2 separate regions of the Homo sapiens genome follow, and region 2 is linked to region 1. The links are chromatin loops, found by intact Hi-C in ENCODE. Cell type or tissue: GM12878. All regions are shown on one strand. Each heading gives the region's core, and the rest is flanking DNA. Links, peaks and the distances in the headings are about the cores only. Region 1 overlaps MKRN2 (makorin ring finger protein 2). Region 2 overlaps SYN2 (synapsin II).

What was found. A loop is a pair of places that touch in the nucleus more often than their neighbours do. Peaks named below come from ENCODE experiments on the same cell type or tissue, not always from the same donor. Only the 100,000 strongest peaks of a DNase experiment are listed, where the experiment ranks them.
Region 2: a loop joins it to region 1, with 4 times the contacts of the local background. A loop is called at or near these places in 2 of 110 quality-filtered maps.

The regions. Positions count from the first base shown.
Region 1 is chr3:12,558,583-12,568,794 of GRCh38, reverse strand. The region is part of intron 1 of MKRN2 (makorin ring finger protein 2); the gene reads right to left. It also overlaps a transcript of MKRN2OS not described here. Among named protein-coding and RNA genes, the nearest start is that of MKRN2, 6.6 kb to the right of the region's middle. RefSeq lists enhancers at 7,574-7,663, 7,844-8,023. In GM12878, for the core only: a CTCF peak has its summit at 5,711 (motif pointing left); a DNase peak (open chromatin) is centred at 7,764; H3K4me3 peaks cover 1,867 bases; H3K27ac peaks cover 2,047 bases.
Region 2 is chr3:12,190,491-12,200,377 of GRCh38, reverse strand. It overlaps SYN2 (synapsin II), which reads right to left. Exons shown (of 13, transcript NM_133625.6): 13 at 8,346-9,887. The coding sequence ends at 9,753. Among named protein-coding and RNA genes, the nearest start is that of TIMP4, 37 kb to the right of the region's middle. RefSeq lists an enhancer at 5,488-5,537. In GM12878, for the core only: a CTCF peak has its summit at 5,587; DNase peaks (open chromatin) are centred at 2,767, 5,717, 5,957 and 6,727; H3K27ac peaks cover 2,378 bases.

The DNA.
Region 1 (10,212 bases), core at 828-8,827:
CAAACATTTACCAGGCATATATTATGTATAAAGGCTCTATTAGGCACTGGAGAGAGATCTATATATTTCCTTGATTCTACAACAGTGATTTCAGAGGCACTACAACTGATTCAATGACAGCTTTTCTGAAAGAAAAACAAATGATCCCATATATTTCTATGTGAAGATATATCTTCCTGATTTGAGATATGTTCAATGTGAGCCACATAATTGAGAAAACACTCTGTGAAAAACTGTTCTCTCTGTTCTCAAGGAGCTTAAAGGGCATGACTAACGAAACCAGAAGATCTGGGCTCAAGACCCAGCTCTGCCACTTAAGAACATGTCACAAAACCAACTTCCCTGGGCCTTGCTACCTTTCCCTATAAAATGAAGATTATACTACCCACTTAACTGGTCGTGGTGAGGATCAAATACCATAGTGTGGTATCAAAAGATATACACAGATGCTCCTTGACTAATGATGGAGTTACATCCCAATAAAGCCACTGTTTTTTGTTTTTTGTTTTGAGATGGAGTCTCTCTGTCACCCAGGCTGAAGTGCAATGGCACAGTCTCAGCTCACTGCAACCTCTGCCTTCCGGGTTCAAGCGATTCTCCTAGCTCAGCCTGGGCTACCTTACTTATGCTTAGAACACTTACATCAGCCTACAGTTGGGCCAAATCATCTAACACAAAATCTATTTTACAATAAAGTGTAGAATAATCTCATGCAATTTATTGAACACCGTACTGAAAGTGAGAAACAGAAAGGTTGTATGGGTACTTGTAGTTTTTAATGAAAGCTGTTTCTCATACATTGTTTCAGATGTTTCAGAATATCAGATGTATCACATGTTCTGTATCAGAATATTCCACTGAGATATCAGATCCTGGCCTTGAAGAATAAGTGGTACAGGAATACCTGGGAGGCTAACTCTGTCCAGACAGGGTAGAGAGACCTGAGTGAATACTCAAACAGTAGAGACCCTAGATGAACATGTCTTGATATTAAAGATAAACTAGGCTGGGTGTGGTGGCTCACACCTGTAATCCTAGTACTTTGGGAGGCCAAGGCGGGCGCATCACCTGAGGTCGGGGGTTCCAGACCAGTCTGACCAACATGGAGAAACCCCGTCTCTACTAAAAAAAATACAAAATTAGTCAGGAGTGGAGGTGCATGCCTGTAATCCCAGCTACTTGGGAGGCTGAGGCAGGAGAATCGCTTGAACTCAGGAGGTGGAGGTTGCGGTGAGCCGAGATTGCGCCATTGCACTCCAGCCTGGGTGACAAGAGCAAAAACTCTGTCTCAAAAAAAAAAAAAAAAAAAAAAAGATAAACTAGCCAGGGCAACAAAGGGAGACCCTAAAATTTAAAAATTAGCCTAGCATGGTGGTATGCACCTGTGGTTCAGCTACTCAGGAGAGTGAGACAGGAGGATTGCTTAAACCCAGGAGTTCAAGGCTGCAGTAGCCATGATTGTGCCACTGCACTCTAGCCTGGGTGACAGCAAGATCCTGTCTCACAAAAGAAAAAAAAAAAGTAAACTAGTGTTAGAGTAGAAGTATTTTAGACACACCCTAATAAGGCTTAAAAAAAAAAAACACAAGCTGATAGCAAGTATATAACTTACTGTCAGCCAAAACAAACTTTAAAGGAAGACAATACAATCCAAATGCTCAGAAACTCACAATGCTTGGCATCCAATCATAAATTACTAGATATGCCAAAAAGCAGAAAATAATGTGACCTATAACCAGGAGAAAAATAAAGAACAGGAATTACAGAGATGATGGAATCAGCAAAATAAGACCTTAAGAACAGCTATTATACATATGCTCAATATGCTGAAAGATTTAAAGAAAAACATAAACATAATGTGGAGAGAAATGGATGATTTAAATAAGACCAAATACTAGGTGTGGTGGCTCACGCCTATAATCCCAGCGCTTTGGGAGACTGAGGTGGGTGGATGACCAGAGGTCAGGAGTTCGAAACCAGCCTGGTCAACATGGTGAAACACCATCTCTATTAAAAATACAAAAATTAGCCAGGTGTGGTGGCAGGTGCCTGTAATCCCAGCTACTTGGGAGGCTGAGGCAGGAGAATCACCTGAACCCTGGAGGCGGAGGTTGCAGTGAGCCAAGATCGCGCCATTGCACTCCAGCCTGGGCAATAAGAGCGAAACTCCACCTCAAAACAAAACAAAACAAAAAACAAATGAAACTTCTAGAAGTGAAAAATACAATGTCTGAAATGAGAATTACATTAGATGAGTTTAGTAGATGGGATACTACAAAGGAAAATATCAGAATACTTGAAGACACAGAATAGAAACCATCTGAGAGAGAGAGAGAGAGAAACAAACTTGCTTCTGACTACCAAGGAGCATGGATCTTGGCTTCTCACTGTAAAAAAACAAAACAAAACAAAACAAACCCAACTGAAAAATGAAACAAAATATGTGAAACAACTGCTTTCAGACAATAGAAAAAAGGACTGGTCCTTAAGAGAAGGGAAACACAGGAAGTAAGCCCCACATTTAGTCTGACTTCCTACCTGGAGGCATATTCTAGGTCTTGGTACTGGGAGTAGAACCTCAGGCAAATCACAGAGATTGAGTTTAGGGAGGCTGCAGGGATTCTTTAAAGATCCATAAATAGTCTGGGCTCAGAGGCTCATGCCCGTAATCCCACCACTTCAGGAGGCCAAGGTGTGAGGACTGCTTGAACCCAGGAGTTTGAGGTCAGCCTGGGCAACATGGCAAAACCCAATCTGTATAAAAAATACAAAAATCAGCCGTGCATGATGGCTACTTGGGGGCCTGAGGTGGGAGGACTGCTTGAGCCCAGAAGGAGAGAGCCTGCAGTGAGCTCTGTTTGCACCACTGTACTCCAGCCTGGGTGACAAAGCAAGACCCTGTCTCAAAACAAACAAAAAAACAAACAAAAAACCCTGTAAATAGAACCACACATAGGCCGCATGCAGTGGCTCATGCCTGTAATCCCAGCACTTTGGGAGGCCAAGGTGAGTGGATTGCTTGAGCTCAGGAGTTTGAGATGAGACTGGGCAACATGGTGAAACCTCGTCTCTACCAAAAAATATACAAAAAATTAGCCAGGCACGGTAGCGTGCACCTGTGCTCCCAGCTACTTGGGAAGATGAGGTAGGAGGATCGATTGAGCCCAGGAGGCAGTGGTTGCAATAAGCCAAGATCATGCTGCTGCACTCTAGCCTGGGTGACAGAGTGAGACCCTGTCTCCCAAAAAAAAAAAAAAAAAAAAAAAAAAAGGTAAGTTGGGGAAAGAATCTTTTCAACAAATGATGCTGGACCCAAAATCGACTTGGAAAAAACTTAAATATGTACCTGCTGATATGACCCAAAATGAAGTATAAAACAACCTATGACGTATTCTAGCCAGAAACAATTAATTTGAATCCACAAAACTCCAGATCTAACATCCAGTTCATAGAAAATACAGGAGACTGGGGACAACCTATGAAAGACATCTCGAGAAAACAACCAAATAAATACAAAAGAGGCTGTACGTGGGACCTAGGCCTACTGTCTTTATAAGTGCCATGTAACTAAAGGAGGCTGAGTTTGGAAGACAGTTTGACAGTTTCTTAAAAAATGTAAACATAAATCTACCATATGACCCAACAATTCTACGCCTAGGTATGTACCCAAGAAAATGAAAATCTATGTCCACACAAATACTTGTACATGAATGTCCAAAGCAGCACTATGCATAACAGCCAAAAAGTGGAAACAATCCAAATGTCCATCAACTGATGAACAGACAGAGAAAATGTGATTTATCCATACAATGGGCTCTTATCCAGCCATAAAAAGGAAAGAAGTACTGGCACACACTACAACATGGGTGAACCTTGAAAACATTACGCAGAGTGAAAGAAGCTGGACACAAAAGACCACATGTTGCATGATTCCATTTATATGCAATGTCAGAAAAGGCAAATCTACAGAGACAAAAAGTAGATTAAGTGGTTGCCTAGGGTTGGGAGGAGAGAAGTGAGGGTGACTGTTAATGGGCACAAGGGATCTTTTGGGGGTGATAGAAATGTCCTAAAATTTAACTGTGGTGATGGTTGTACAACTTTGTAAATTCATTAAAAAGTTTTGCACTGTACACTTCAAACAGGTAAATTTTATGGTATATAAGTTATACCTCAGAAAAAGCTGTTAAAAAAGAGAAAAAAGGGAAGGGACAATGCTAGGTTAGCAGACAGAACACAAGGGACATAACCAGATGCAATACTTACCTCTGGACTAGAATCTGGTTTCAACAAACCAGATACAAAAGACATTTTTGAAACCAGATATTTTGAAAGATATTTTGAAATAAATGTGAGTATGGACTAGGTATAAAATGAAAATTTATTAATATGGAAAGTTAAACACAATTAACTGAGAAGAGTAGATTATAAAACAGCTAATGGTGCAGCTTCTATAGAAAAACAGTACGGAAGTTCCTTAAAAAATTAAAAATATATTTACCATATGATCCGGCAATTCCACTTCTGGGTATAGACACAAAATAATTCAGGCCAGGCCCAGTGGCTCACGCCTGTAATCCCAGAACTGTGGGAGGCCGAGGTGGGTGGATCACCTGAGGTCAGGAATTTGAGACCAGCCGGATCAACATGGTGAAACCCCATCTCTACTAAAAATACAAAAATTAGCCGGGCGTGGTGGTGGGCGCCTGTAATCCCAGCTACTTTGGGGGCCGAGGCAGGAGAATCACTTGAACCTGGGAGGGAGAGGTTGCAGTGAGCCAAGATCACGCCACTGCACTCCAGCCTGGGCAACAGAGTGAATCTGTTTCAAAAAAAATAGAAGACTTCAAAGTAGGGACTCAAACAAACATTTGCACACCCGTGTTCATACCAGCATTATTCACAATAGCCAAAAGGTGGAAGCAACTCAAGCGTGCGCTAATGGACGAATGCATAAACAAGATGTGGTCTATCCATACAATCAAGCTTAAAAAGAAAGGTGATTCTGGCCGGGTGTGGTGGCTCACACCCGTAATCCCAGCACTTTGGGAGGCCGAGGCAGGCGGATCATGAGGTCAGGAGTTCAAGACCAGCCTGGCCAACATGGTGAAACCCCGTCTCTACTAAAAATACAAAAAGTAGCCGGGCATGGTGGCAGGTGCCTGTAATCCCAGCTACTCGGGAAGCTGAGGCATGAGAATCGCTTGAACTCAGGAGGCGGAGGCTGCAGTGAGCCGAGATCGTGCCACTGCACTCCAGCCTGGCGACAGAGTGAGACTCCGTCTCAGGAAAAAAAAAAAAAAAAAAAAAAGAACTAGACAACAGGAGGGAATGGTATGCAAGGAATGCCAGGGAGGCCCGAGAGGCCCAGACTGCTGGTGTCTCCAGAGAAAGGGTACTAGTGAACATGCTGCACATCCGCCCCAATCAGAAACCTCTGACTTCTCCACCTGTTTCTCTCCCCAAAAGCAGAGGAAGTGCTGACCAGACCTACCTGACAGTTTATTTTTTTCCCAGGGAAATTATAAAAGGATATTCTAGTATATAAGTCAGTCTCTCATGCGTTTGGCTAGTATGAGCCACCTCTATGTACACCAACAGAATCAAATTTCTGAGCCTACAAAATGAGAACTGGACCTCATGACTTAAGTGACTATACAATGGTGCCATCCTACAGCCTTTGCTAGGTAGTCAGCTAGGCTTTCCCCAGGAAACACCCTCTTGTGGCCTACCATTAGATCAGCAGTCCCCAATCTTTTTGGAGCCAGGGACCAGTTTTATGGAAGACAATTTTTCCACGGAATGGGGGGATGGGGGATGGTTTCAGGATGATTCAAGCACATTACATTTATTGTGCACTTTATTATTATAATATATAATGAAATAAGTATACAACTCACCATAGTGTAGAATCAGTGGAACACTGAGCTTGTTTTTCTGCAACTAGATGGTCCCATCTGGGGGTCATGGGAGACAGTGACAGTTCATCAGGCATTAGATTCTCATAAGAAGCACACAACGTAGATCCCTCACATGCACAGCTGACAATAGGGTTAGTGCTTCTATTAGAATCTAATGCTGCTGCTGATCTGACAGGAGGTGGAGCTCAGGTGGTAATGTGAGTGATGGGGAGTGGCTATAAACACAGATAAAGCTTTGCTCACTTGCCCACTACTCACCTCCTGCTGTGTGGCCTGGTTCCTAAAAGGCCATAGACTGGTTGGGGACCACTGCACTAGATCAGACATTGTGCAGTAATTTGCCATAAGGCTGTTAAAGTTTTATTTTTTAAAAAGAAAAAGCACAAACAGAAGCTGGGAAACTTTTTGTTAGAAACTTAGAGTTCCTGTTATTTACAATACCGATTTTATAAATGCACAGAAGAGAGTTACACAGCAGATGTGAGACTGCTATCCTTAGGAAGGTCTGCTTCCAAGGCTGCCCCTTGCCTGGCATCTGGGAACTTGGCTAGTAACAGTTCTCTACACAGATACAAAATTTTCCCTAAATGATGGAGAGTGTCTCGCTGTGTCTAAACTGATGTACAATGTAGTTCATGCTGAAAACCTGCTTGCCTTCTGGGAGTCTGGAATTTTGGTTCATGCTAGGCAGAGGGTGCCTATGTGACCAGCTTGGGCACTGAATCCCTAATGGGCTTCCCTGGACACATGTTGCTGCATTTTCATTGCTGTGTGGCCCTCTCAGGGAGGGACAGATGTAGGAAGCCTGCACCCAGGCTCCTCCAGACCCCCCATGTCTTCTGCCATCATGATCTGGCTGTGACCCCTTACTAGATATGGTAATAATCTCAGCCTTGAATACAGCTGTATACTGGGACCCACTTGTCCTAGTTCTAGACAGTCTCTGGATTTGGGGTGGTCTTGGAGATCCCAAACACAAAAGTAGAGTATACATCTAAGCAGTTTGAGAATTATTTTTGAGAAATGCTACTCAAGACTGCAATATTTCAATTGTCCTCAGACATGGTAATCTTTGAAGGTATAATAATTTAAAAAAAAAAGTCAGTGCCAAGAGCCAAGTCTGAATGACAAAGAGGTATCAGGATTAGTAAACTCATAAATACTGAAAGAGGACAGGTTCAAAGTGGCAACATAAGCAGTTAAACAAAAGTGATATCGAATAAATACTGTATAGTTTCTTTCCTTTTCTCGGGTAGAGACAGGATCTTGCTATGTTGCCCAGGCTGGTCTCAAACTCCAGGGCTCAAGTGATCTTCCTACCTCAGCCTCCCCAAGTGCTGGGATTATAGGAATGAGCCACTGCACCAGCCAATACTGTATTGTTTCTTTTGAAGCAATTAGAACAGAAAATTTCCTGAAAGAACCAGGGTGGAAGACTACCACAGGCCCTCTACCAGATACTATTTGTTAACAAGGCAGACAAGAAGAAAGACTTTTTTAGGTAGTGGTCTCCTGCAAGGATGCCTTTTATAATTCTACCTCCGCCTTCCATACGTCCTATCCAGAAAACTTGCCTTCCAAACTGCACTAATTATCTCTTCCACTAAAATACAAATATTTAACTGCCAACCAGAGCTTCTAGTTAATTTTGCCATTTATAAGCTGGTGACTTCATAAAAGCCACTTCACTTCTGTAAGTGACTGAGCTGAGATTTAAACAGATTCAAAAATAATTTCTAGACCACCATCACTGCCTTCAAGAAAGGAAAGTATGAAATGAGAGTTATGTAAGAGGTGAAGTCAGCCCAGTCCTATTTTTGTAGCATATGTCACCATTTCCACTCCCCAGTGACAAGCACAAAGCCACCTAGAGCACATCCTGCTTGTCCTTTGGGGCATCTCTGTCATGTGCTTATAGTCACTCCTCTCCATCTATGTTATACTGATCTTACTCCAAGCCTCTTTCATGTTGCGCTTTGTAATGAATTTCCAACTGCTCAACCTTTCTGATGGACAAACCGCCCCTCATATCTTCCAAGAGAGACGACTGAGACATGAACTGGAGGAGGGGAGAGACGACTAGGTGGGTGAAGTGCATAGCTGGAGACTCAGAGCAGGTAGGTTCTTTCTGGGGGACACTCCAAAGGGGTGTTACCCTGGGTAAACCCAAAAGACTGTTTCAGACAGTATGGCTATTATACACTGCAGAGCATATCAGGTTCACTGCTGGCCACAGAACCACCAGCAGCTCCAGCAGCAGCAGTGCTAAGCAAAACAATCAATCTGGTTTCTTACAGGCCCTTGAATGTTGCCTGTTTAGCAAAACGCTTTTGCAAATCACTTCCAAGTATACAGGTAATTTGCATCCTCAGTGTCTTTTTTTTTTTTTTTTTTTACATTTTCCTACATATTTTCACAGGCTAAAATTTTACGGCTATACTCCTTGTGACAGCAGATCCACTGAGGGGGAAGGAAGCAAATGGTAGGCACTGTGGCAGGCTTGCAATAAATGTACTGATTAGAGGCGGGAATGAAATGAAGTACAGTGTGGTGGTGAAGACACTGAAGTCAGACTGCTTGCTATGTGAGCTTAAGCAAGTTATTTAAGTCACTGAGCCTCAGTTTCCCCATCTGTAATGTGATTATAATAACTGCACTTACTTCATAGACTGCTATGATAGACTACTGGGACATTTAACTGAGAAAATGCATGTAAGTGCTCATCCTAATACAAAATAAATGGTTTGTTGCTATTATTTAATTTTTAAACAGCCCTGCCGGTTAGGCATTACCATCCTCATTTCACAGATGAGGCAGTTGTTGCACAGGTGGTACCAGGATTAGAATCCAGAACTGCCCAACCCTGGGGCTCAAACTCTTCCTACCACCTGCCAGCTGAAAAGATCCCCCATGTTTTGTGACTTTCAAAGAATCAAAAGCCCCCTAGGTTTGACTATCTTAGGACAATGAAATCCTGTGTCTTCTAATAGTGATTATGAGATGCAGGGAAGCTCTATCACAAGAGGAGAAGGTGAAATAAACTGGTTACTAAGCTATAATAAGGGCCTCCCCCAGGGCTCCGAAAACAGACTGGAAGACAGGGAGATGGTTGTGGGGGAGGGGAATCAGCAAAAAGGCACAGATTGAGATTCTGGATAGAGCGGCATGTCAAGGAATCAGAAGAGCTGACTGACAGCATAACTGTACGAGCAGTCATTTTTACCACTCCAGGCAATAAAAACATGGAGTGTCTTTGTCATTAGGTTTGAGACTCCTAGCATTTGATAAGCAACTCTTGGAGATACATAATATCTAACAGATTGGAAGCAAAACTGACATTATTCTGCTGTCATTCAAAATAAACATGTACATCACATCCCACAGTCAGGAAAACAAACCTAAAACTTTGTGACCTGAGATTAAAAAAAACAAAAAAACAAACAAAACCCACAAAAAACCGCACACGCTGCTTAGATCTGGTCCCCAAAATAAATCATACCTTGAACATTTCCTATAAATTATCAATGTCTAGAGACAAGGCTTTTGTTAATGAGATAATAAAGTGAGAAAAGCTTTTGGTAGATAAGCTGGTAGAAAAGTTGATGGTAGATAAACACACTAATGTAAACTTGGTACTCTTGGTCATATTGGTTTTTTCCCACTTAAAACACCTGTTATGTTTTTTATTTGGCAAGGCAGTCATCGGGAGCCCTGACTCCTTTACACCCTTTTGTGAGTAAACTTCTTTGCAGTTTTACATATCCTTGTATGAGTTTCCTTTCATGGGAACACATTAAAAGCTTTGATAAGTCCTGCAATAAATAAATTTTAATTTAGCATTTCAAAACTTATCTGGAGGCCCTACAGTCTATGAGGGCATGAACTTTGATTTCACACCTCTGTCACTTGGAAGCTAAATGACCTTAGGCAAGTCGCTTCAATGCTGAGGCTCAGTTTTACGATCTGTGGAAGAGCGCTGGTTGCTGGATTATACACTACAGTACCTAAGAGCCGCAGCACATTGTAAGTCCCCAACAAACATGACTAAACACTTAAACAGAAGTGATCCCTTCTCAACATTCCAACCCAATCTTCATTTATATGGAGCAACATCCTACAGAACACCCCTGTTTGGGAAACAGAATTAAAGCTTTCAAGTCAAGCTATCTCCAGGTATACAAGGAAAAAACCAAGATGATCCTGATTTAGGTCCTTGTGCCTCTACTAAGGTGTAAAATTTTAGGCAAATTTCAAGTCTTTCTGAGCATAAGATTCCTTATTTGTAAAATAA
Region 2 (9,887 bases), core at 1,867-9,866, 370 kb after region 1:
TGAGCATGGTGGCACGCGCCTGTAGACTCAGCTACTCGGGAGGCTGAGACAGGAGAATCACTTGAACCCGGGAGGCAGAGGTTGCAGTGAGCCGAGATCGCCCCACTGCACTCCAGTCTGGCGACAGAGCAACGGTCTGTCTCAAAAAATAAAATAAAATGAAAAGTTTTAAAACTACTGGGCTAAAAATAGTATTTATGGTTTATAGATTTCCTGGAATGCACGGATTCCCCTGCCTTGCAAGATTTACTCTCCATATGTCTTGAGAACTCAAAATCTTTAATGGGTCTCCGGGTTCTGAAAGAATTGCTTCAGCAATGGCCATTACTTTAGAAAGGCGATTTTGTTGTTTGTATTTGTCCCTAGATTCTAATGAAATTAATGACAGCTTAGCACTTTGGAAGCAGAATCTGGCTTTATAGAATACTTTAGTTTTTGCCTTCTGCTCAATCTATTTAGCCCCTAAGAAGTTATAATAAATTATGGTCTTTGACTTCTTTAAAATACATTTTTTTGTTTTTGGTAGAGACAGGGTCTCTTGCTATGTTGCCCAGGCTGGCCTCAAATTCCTGGCCTCAAGGGATCCTCCTGCTTCAACCTACCAAAGGTGCTGGGACTACAGGTGTGACCCAGTGCACCCAGCTAGTTCTTTGATTTCTTTAAGTCAGGCAGTATTGGGTTCCAAAAAGCCTGTGCTGTCCCATGTTCATTATGGTAGCAATGGGACCCTAATCCCTTGTACTTTTGTGGTCAGAGAAAGCTTCACAGGAGAAACTTGAGAGTGGGGGCTTAAAAGGTGGAAAATTTGGACAAGCTCTTAGAAGAGAAAGAAAGAACACATCTCTAACCTCATGAGCAGAGGCAAGTAGGCAGGAAAGCACAAGTTACATATGGGAAATTGTGAGTAGATCACTAGTCTGGAGAAGAGAATTGATACAGTAGGCAGCTAAGACCATACATTTGGTTTTCTTTGCAGATGCCTTGACAATAAAGCTATAGATTGGCTTTTAGGCTCTAGGCAGCAGGAGCTATTCTGGTTATGCGAGTTAGAGATGTGCCATGATGAAAGTGTCTTTAGGCTTTATCTGGCCTAACTTTTTGGAAAGAATTGGGGATGCAGATCTGGGAGCAGCAATAACATCATGAGGATATAGTTAACGGATGCAAACAAAAGCAATATTTGCTTTTGAAAACAACAGCATCAAAGGGTCTGCAGTAATGACTCAGTTTACAAGAAGTTAGAAATGCAGGTTTTGGGATTTTGGGATTTTGTTTGTGTTAAAATACTCTCATGTCCATTCCTATTACATTTTAGTTACCCCCCTACAGGTTCAGTAGGTCTTGTAAAACAAAAAAACCAAAAAACCAAAAAAAAGCAAACAAACAAACAAAAAACACTGCTGGGCTATGCTATCATTCCACAGGCAGATGTTCTTCTGTGGCCGCTCTTTATGTAGTTTTATTGTATAAGGATTTATAGCCACATTTTCAGATACAATCAGGAAAGCCTACTGGTTTCCACGTCACTAAACAGTTTTTTGACAGGAAGGCTTATTTTCAAGTAGGGTGCTTGAGAGAACTTTATCAATTATTAGAAGCAACCTCGTCTTCCAATAATACTGTAAATCAGTTCACAGGCTGTGCCTTTTCTGGGAGAAATCAAACTCCAAGGTTTAAAAAGATAGTCTAGGAAGCCCGAGAAGAATGTAACAAACTAATACAAAAGATTTTAAAGTCGAAGAAACACCATTTCCTCTTCCTAGTACAGACTTTACACCTCTTTCCATACTACCCTCATTCACTTGAATGTCTCCTTAATTTTCAACCATCTTCCTGCAGTGTTGCAACAGCTAGTTTAAAAATTAGTTTTCTGACTCACTCACTCTAGGCAAAACTCCAGGAAGGGCCTATTCTTAATACATTTTTTGTTGATATGTATCAGTCAGCTGCGCTATGAAAACAACTCCAAAATGCTAATTTCTTACAACGTAAACATGTATTTATTGCTCACATTAAGATGCCAGCGGCTGCAACTGCCTGCAGTTCTGTTGTGCTTGTCTCCATTCTGAGACTCAGTTTAACCATTCTGAGGTCAATGGGAGAACCAAATGAGTTGGCGTTCATGGAGTAAATTCTGTTGGTTTCCATGCCATTGGCCAAAGCAGGTTCTATAACTAAGCCCAGCGTCTTTGGGACAGAGAGGCAGGTCACTTGGCAATGGGTGGGGAGGTATCATCCACTTATAAGAAAGGAGGAGAGTGAGGAATTAGGAACAATAATACAACTACTCGCAATCTTTCCCGTTGATGACATCCTTTCGTTCAACAAGTTTTAAGGCTTATCTACTAATGGTCTATTGACTAAATGTAAAATAAATTTAAAAAAAGAAATAAGAAATCTAGTCTCTTTAGATATAGTTATGCCCTTTGAAATGGCAGTCTTAGGGAAAAGGATCCTGTTGGGTATATGCTCAGTAGATCCATTAACTTAGTTTAATGGCCAAACTCCAGTTTCAGAAGCCTAAAAATCATGCCTAGAACCTTGATAAATCTCTGAGTTACTTCCTCATCTTGAGACCAGCTGTGGACCCATTTCCTCACCTTAGAATGGTAAAATGGATCCCAACAGAACAAACTTGGAAATGAAACTATGAAATCATTAACCCATTCATAGGAGAGAAACTGAGGTTTAGAGTTTAGTCATTTGCCAAGGTCACACAGCTAGCAAGTGATAGAACTGGTACTGAAACTAACCCAAAGCCTTTACACTTAACCAGTCCATGGTAAATTGAGGCTAGACTCTAGAGGGCTTTAAATACCAAGTTAAAGAGTTTAGGTTTCACTTGTTAAGCCTGGAGATCCCCTGCAAGATTGTGACCAGGGGAATGATGTGATCAGAGATTTTAGAAGTGTACCTGGCAGAAATAAGCAAGGGAATGAAGCCAGGGAGCCCAGTTAGCAGGCTATCACAATAAGAGGTGTGAATAAAGGCCCTAATCCAGAATAATAGCTATGGGGATAGAATAAAGGAATAGTTCTTAAGAAGAAATAATCTACTGGCCTTGTCTACTAATCTTAAATTGAAATGGACCACTGCTTTGATGTGAAATATGCAAACCAAACTGTCTTTAGAGCCCAAGGGAAACTCCAAAGGTAAATGAGCATCCCAAATTCATTCTAGTCCATTCCCTACAACACTCAGGTCCCAGGGGTGGTTTGAGGTCTTCAGGGTATATACAGATTAGGATTTGCTGAGCCCCTCTGGGCCTAGTCTTGCAATTTTCTATCATTACCAGTGAGTTCCAGAGTGGATCCAAGAAGTCTAAACCTGTATTGTCCCTTCACTAATCCAATAGAGCTAATCTCCCTTCCTCAGGACTGAATCTAAAACAAGTAGGGTTAGGCGGTTGCTGAACTTAACCTGATCCACCCAGGTGGCTGTAGCTTTCTGCTTTCTGCTGTGAACTGCCTGGAGGAGTTAGCTGAAGGGTGGAGATTCTTATCAGAAGAGATGTATGTGGATATGGAGGTGGCTGAAAATGACCAAGGGGTGCGGTTCCCTGGGGAGCATTCATTTACACATGAGGTGGGGCCAGGTACCAGCTCTCCTCCCCTCTCAGGTTATCTCTGGTGTTCCCTCTTCCCCTTTCTGGAAGGTTATCTCCTCGATAAAGGTAGCAGGCTAGGGAGTAGGGCCCATGAAACAAGAGTCCTGAAAATATAGACCAGTGGGCAAGCACAAGTGTGTGTGTCTAACTGTATTAATATCCAAGCAAGATAGAAAGCAAGTTCTCAGAGTATCTGGGTGTTGAATAAGAGGTGGATAAATCAGAGAGAATGACTAGTTGCATTATTTTTCTACATGTTTACAATCAACAGGCTTAAAGTCCAAGGAAACTTGTACCACAGGAGGAAAAGTACCACTCAAGTGTGAGCCCACAGTTCAGACACTCAGAAGTCACCTACGATGAGGGATAGCTTCATGGGGCTATTGTGAGAATTCCACAAAATGACAGATGAATCAGTGTTTGTAAACTGTAAAGTGCCTTTAAACTGCAAGGTGCTACATAAACTGTAAAATACAAATGTAAGGAATAATGTTATGATTATTTGAGGAGAAAACATTATTCTAAATGTAGCCTGTAACCTGCAAATTAGACAGTAATAAATTGTTTATTTTCCACAAACAACAGAATTTGCTTGTTGGAATGCAACTTCTCTTTCAAACCTGATAACCTTGATGGGTCTATACATTTATTTCAGAGAGAAACTATTCAAAATGGATCTGAGACCCCTTTCTGGGATTAATTTACTTCAGAACTAGTTTGTAAGCCACAGAACGTTATCTCATTAACTTATAGTCACATTGCATTTTGGACTGTATATATTATCTAGCTTAATCACTAGATTTGACTCCAAAAGAATTAAATTTGTTTATATCAAAATTTACTCCCTAAAGCAACGATTCTTGATATTTTATGTGTGTTGAGGGCCTGCCGAAATGCACAATACATGCATGAGAATACCTGGATTCCAGGTAAAGAATTCCTGATCTTCCAAGAGTTACAGAAATTCAAATAATGTACTACAGATCTGAAGGCAATTATGTTCTGAACATAAGCAGCAGCCTTGTAGGAATAAATAATCTCCCAAAGGAATTGCTTTGAAGGGAACCATACCATTGTAGGAATGATGGTATGGTCTCAGTGTTTAAAAAAGCATCCATTGTGATCACCTGGGGTTTGCGTTGTTATTTCTGTAGCTGCAGTTTTTACTTTGTGTGCATGTGTGTACGTATGTATGTGTCTGCCGTGTGTTTACTGCTATTGGAATGCCTTGGCACAGCACAGGCCTCCCCAAGTGTCCACCCTCAGCTCAGTTTAGCTAATACAACTAAAAGGAGCCATAGCCCTAGGAAAAGACATTGGATGGGCTGAAATTGCCCTAGAGGTTCCCCTGGTTGCAGGAGCAGGAGAAAGGCATGTTTGGCATTCGTTTGGCTGCTCCTGGAGGAGTCCTGGGGAAAGGGGGTTTGGGACTTACTCATACAGGTTTTCTATGTGACAGAGATGGTTTCTTGTGATCTCGCATGCTAACCACTGTTAGGAACAGACTCTATCAGCTTGTTTAATTCTTAAGACAACCTCCTTGGAAAGGTAGCATTGTTCTCATTTTATAGATGAGAAAATTTGAGACACAGAAAAGTTAAACTACATAATCAATTAGCTAATAACTAGCAGAGCCTGGATTTAAACTCAATTTGATTCCAAAACCCAGGCTCTTTCCACTAGCCAACACTATCTCTTCCCTTTGCCTCCTGGCCTCTGTGAAATGATTCCATAAGTCTCTCTCACCCTGGAGGGCCCCCAAATATGAAACCCATTTCATTTATTTCAGGAAAGGCAATGTTCCCAGTGGCCCACCAGACACTTAGTGTTGAGACTCATTTGCTTCTATTACTAACTCCCTTTGTAACCTTGGCAAACTCCTTAAGTTGCCTGGGCCTTGATGCAACTAGATGCAACTTCCAGCTGTAAAACTCAGTGACTGAATTCTGTGCACCCAGCCCAGTCCCGGCAGGTGGCGTGCCTCCTGTCCTGTGGGCTGTGCACAGCTCACCTCCAGGGTGCGGTCTTCTCTGAGCTCCTGAGCTAGAAGCTTGCCCCACTGCAACAGCATATGCTGCTTGTGGTCCATTTTACACTTGCCTGGCTCATCTTATTCATTCTCCTTTCATATCTTACCTGAACTCATCTGCATTCCTCATATATTTTATTTAACTCCTACACAGTATTCCAATTTATGAATAAACCATATATTTTAATTCCCCACGAGAGGTGGTTATTTCCAGTCTTTGCACAAAGAGTGCTGTGACCAATATTCTTTTACTTGGTTTCTTATGTACATGTGCAAGAGATTCTCTAGAGTAAATGTTCAGAAATGGAATTGCTGAGTCATAGGGTTTACGCATGATTGCCAAATTGTTCCCTGAAATGGCAGTACCAACATGCACCCCCATTAGCAACGTGTAAGACTTCCTTCTGCTTCTCATATCCTCACCAATACCTATCAAGCTTATTTTTTTTTTCCAAACTAACATTTTGACTGCATTTGACTTAATGCATTACATTTTCTTCTTTATATTTACACATCTTCCCTACTGGGCTATAAACTTTGTAAGGGCCGAATCCTTGCTTAATTCATTTTTATATTCCTCTCATAAAATTTATGGCGCTAAATAAAATAAGGGGTTGTGAACAAATCAATAAAATACAGAATTAATTTATCTTGACCCAAGATGATGATGAGTTCCATGTGGGCAGGGATGAGGCTTTCTACCTTTACTAATCTGGGGTGAAGACATAGGTAGGGAATCCCCATAAACTGCAGAGGTGGTTGCACAGTGGTCAAAGCTGGCCTACAGACAAGGCTTCAAGATCTGTAGAAGACTGCAACCAATCTTTCAGAGATCTTAGCTGTAGATAATTTTTATCACAGTATTCACTGAATATTTATTGATGGTTGTTGAATAGCCAACTTCCCAGTCTCTGGGGCTGTCTTTTTTAAGTAGCAAGAAGGCTGTTTCTGAATGGAACTTCCCCACCCCCAGCCCCACCCCATTACTAAGGGCTGGAGAGAATCCATATGTCCTTCAGACCAGGGTGCTGCCTGACCTATGGTAAATGCCTCTCCTTTTTGTCACTGCAGCATTTCCAGGCTGACTCATTTTCTAAATAAGCCACTTGTGGTTTTTGGTCTGACATCACATGTGGAAGAATGAGTAATTTTTTAAGAACCAGAATTATATTCTATCAGAATAAGAAACATTGTGTATGTTACTCATGGTTTTAGGACAAGGGGTCAACACTGGTCACAGATGTCCTAACTTTCTCCCAGTCCTTCTTTCCCTGGGGTCAGGGGATGGAGAGAGAATGTAAAGAGGTGGATATGCTGTAAATTTTTGTGTGCACCTCTTATCACACTGTGTAAAATTTAATACAATTGTCTTGTTGACTTTGCTAGATTAAATAAAAGTAATATGGCAAAGTAGCTCAGGCCATGAGTTCTGCTGCTGCACTGCTTAGGTTGGTTCAAATCCCAGCTCTGCCACTTGCCCAGCTGAGTGACCCTGAGTGAGTTATTGACCTTGATGTGCCTCCATTTCTCATTTATAAAATAATAACAGCACCTACCATATAGGCTTATTATAAGGAACACATAAGTTGATGAGCATTAAGTATTTAGAATAGTGCCTGACTATGGAAGTGTCAGCAAATATTCCTATGAATCCATCACAATGTTTATGTTTATCGTAAGTGCTCAATAAATGTTTTGACTAAATGAATGACTTCTCTTAAAACATATTTGGAATCGGGGATAGAAGCAATGGCTAGTGGCAGACTCTTGGTTTGTGAAGGGGGTCAGAGTATGCTACCTCAAAATATGCCACTTTGGCATATTGTTTATGTTGAGCTGAAGGCAACAGAACAACAACAGATGCAGGAAAGGTTTTCCGACTTCCCCCTTCCTGTCTGAAGCAGGACTAAAACTTCTTGTGGGAAGGGTGCCTCTCCCCCAGAAGGAAGAAGGGAACAAACATTCTTATCACCAGAGACAGGGAGTTGACACTGAGATGAATCTCCACAGACAAAACCTTACTAAAACTTGTAACCCTTCTCTCCCATTAGTTTCTCCCATATATTTCCTACTTTCCCACAATTTACTGGCTGACTAGCCCAGACGCCTTTGTTTTGTCATATCGTCACAATTTATCATTCTTTGTTTAAAATGGTATACAAGTTTTGGGCTTAACAGCTTGGGTCTTCATTTTCCTTATGAAGATTCCCACGTACGCATAAAAATATTAAATAAAATGTGTATACGTTTGTCCTGTTCATCTGTCTTATGTATGCTTAATTTTCAGGCCCAGCCACAGAACGTTAAGAGGACATCTGCCTCCCCTACAGCTGGAAACAGAAGGAACTCTAAAGGTCAATTGCCTTGCGCCCAGGTACCCCACGCATTGGTTTGGTTGGTTTGTTCCTTAGTTATGTGTGTTGTGGGAGGAGGGCTCTCACCCCCCAGGGGTCACTCAATGGGAGGTTCTACTTCCTGTTTTCTAAGTGTAAGAAGAGGGTACGGTGCTCAATCCTTGAACTGTGAAAACAGAGAATGAGTAAGAAAGGAGACCCTGGTTCTCGGAGAAATTCATTCTCTGACCTTGCAGCATCTACTGCCCGTGAAGAGAAGTTAAGATAGTGGCATTTGGAGGAGGTTATCTTGTTGAGTTAGTAGGATGGGTGTCATGTGTAGGAAATTATCTAGATACTTATTAACATTCAGATATTAACATTTTAATATATGGATTTTTTATTGGTGCAGATGTAGTGTTTATCTTCACAGCATCCGTGGTCTTTGGGAAAATATACTTGAGTATCAGGGAGTCATGAAGCAGCCAGAGTGAAATCCCTCAGAGCCCACCCTCAATTGCAGGCCTCTTTAGGATGCCTTCGTTGAGATCTGTGGGAGCCTGGTTGTCAGAGCAGGTTGGTCCAGCCTCATTGGCACCACCATGTGGGCCTCAGCTGAGGAGCTTGATGATAGACCAGGCAAGTGAGTCTAAATTGACTCCTCCGGGAGCAAGGGTTCTGTGCTTATTTGAAAGGTTACAAAGTCCGTAATATAGGTAGAAACGCTGAGTTGCTGAAGGAAGGCTAGGTGTCTTGGAGGAGACAGATTCACTGGGGAGGTGCGAGGAGGCCCAGAAGTGGTATGTAAAGGACAGACACATTCTCAAACACTTGCAAACACATGTACACCTGCAGTCACACACACAAACTGACACAAACAGCTTCACACACCTAGATTTTTCACTCCCTACACTCAAGCACACACACACACACACCCCTCATGGACACTCTCTCAGCCTAAAGGGTGGCCAAGGGGTCAAGACCTCATGGCTGAATCAAATGTTGGTGAATGCTGCTGCTTTTATTACACCAAAGGTCTTAACGTTTATTAGGAGATGAACACAAAGCTTGGCATACTGCTGTCATAGTGGCATGCATTCTCCTCTATAGTGCAGCTCTGGAGTTCAAGGTTACTGCAGATTGCACATAAGAACCACTCTTCAGAGGGGAGAAAAGGGGAAACTGCAGATCCTTGTTCTCCCGAATATCAGCAGACTCAAGGTGCTTCACCACCACAGCAGCCTAAGATCTTGTAAGTTGGGTGGGTGTGCTTTAAACAGTAACACAGGTATGACAAGGGATCCAGGTCGGGGAAAGTTCCTAAAACTTAGGGCCAAGAGTACTTTTGGGGAAGTATATACTTCCCAAACAGGTATCACTGAATGGGGGCGGGGCATGCTTAGCACTGCAACTGAGCTAGGTTAAGCTGCCAGGAGTCCACGATTAATCCTGGTTTCACAGGGAAGAATAAGACATGATGGCACTGTCACAATAAGGCCACTAAACTCACAGCGAACGATGACTTCAGAAGGAAGCTCTCATGACTACAGGGAAGCAGCTCTTTCCTCTCTGATGCCAGGTACCCCTTGCTGGGTAGGCACCTGCCCTGAGACTGTCAAATGGTCCTTTCTGGGCTGCACAACATCACTTAGTACAACAGAGCAGAGGAAGGGACCACACACGTCAAGGTCATGGGACATAACCACCAAGCTGGCTGACTGTTGTTGGTGAATGTCTTAGATGCCTTTCCCGGTTGGGCTGGGTGCCCCGTGTGTCTGAAGAGCTAATCTGAAAAGAGGCTGGCAAAGGACTTCCTCAAGCTCCGGATGGTCTCTGCTTTGGCTTCATCCTCATTGGCTGAAGACCGGAAGAAGGAGGACTCAGAGAAGCTGAAGGCATTTGTCAGGGACTGCGACTT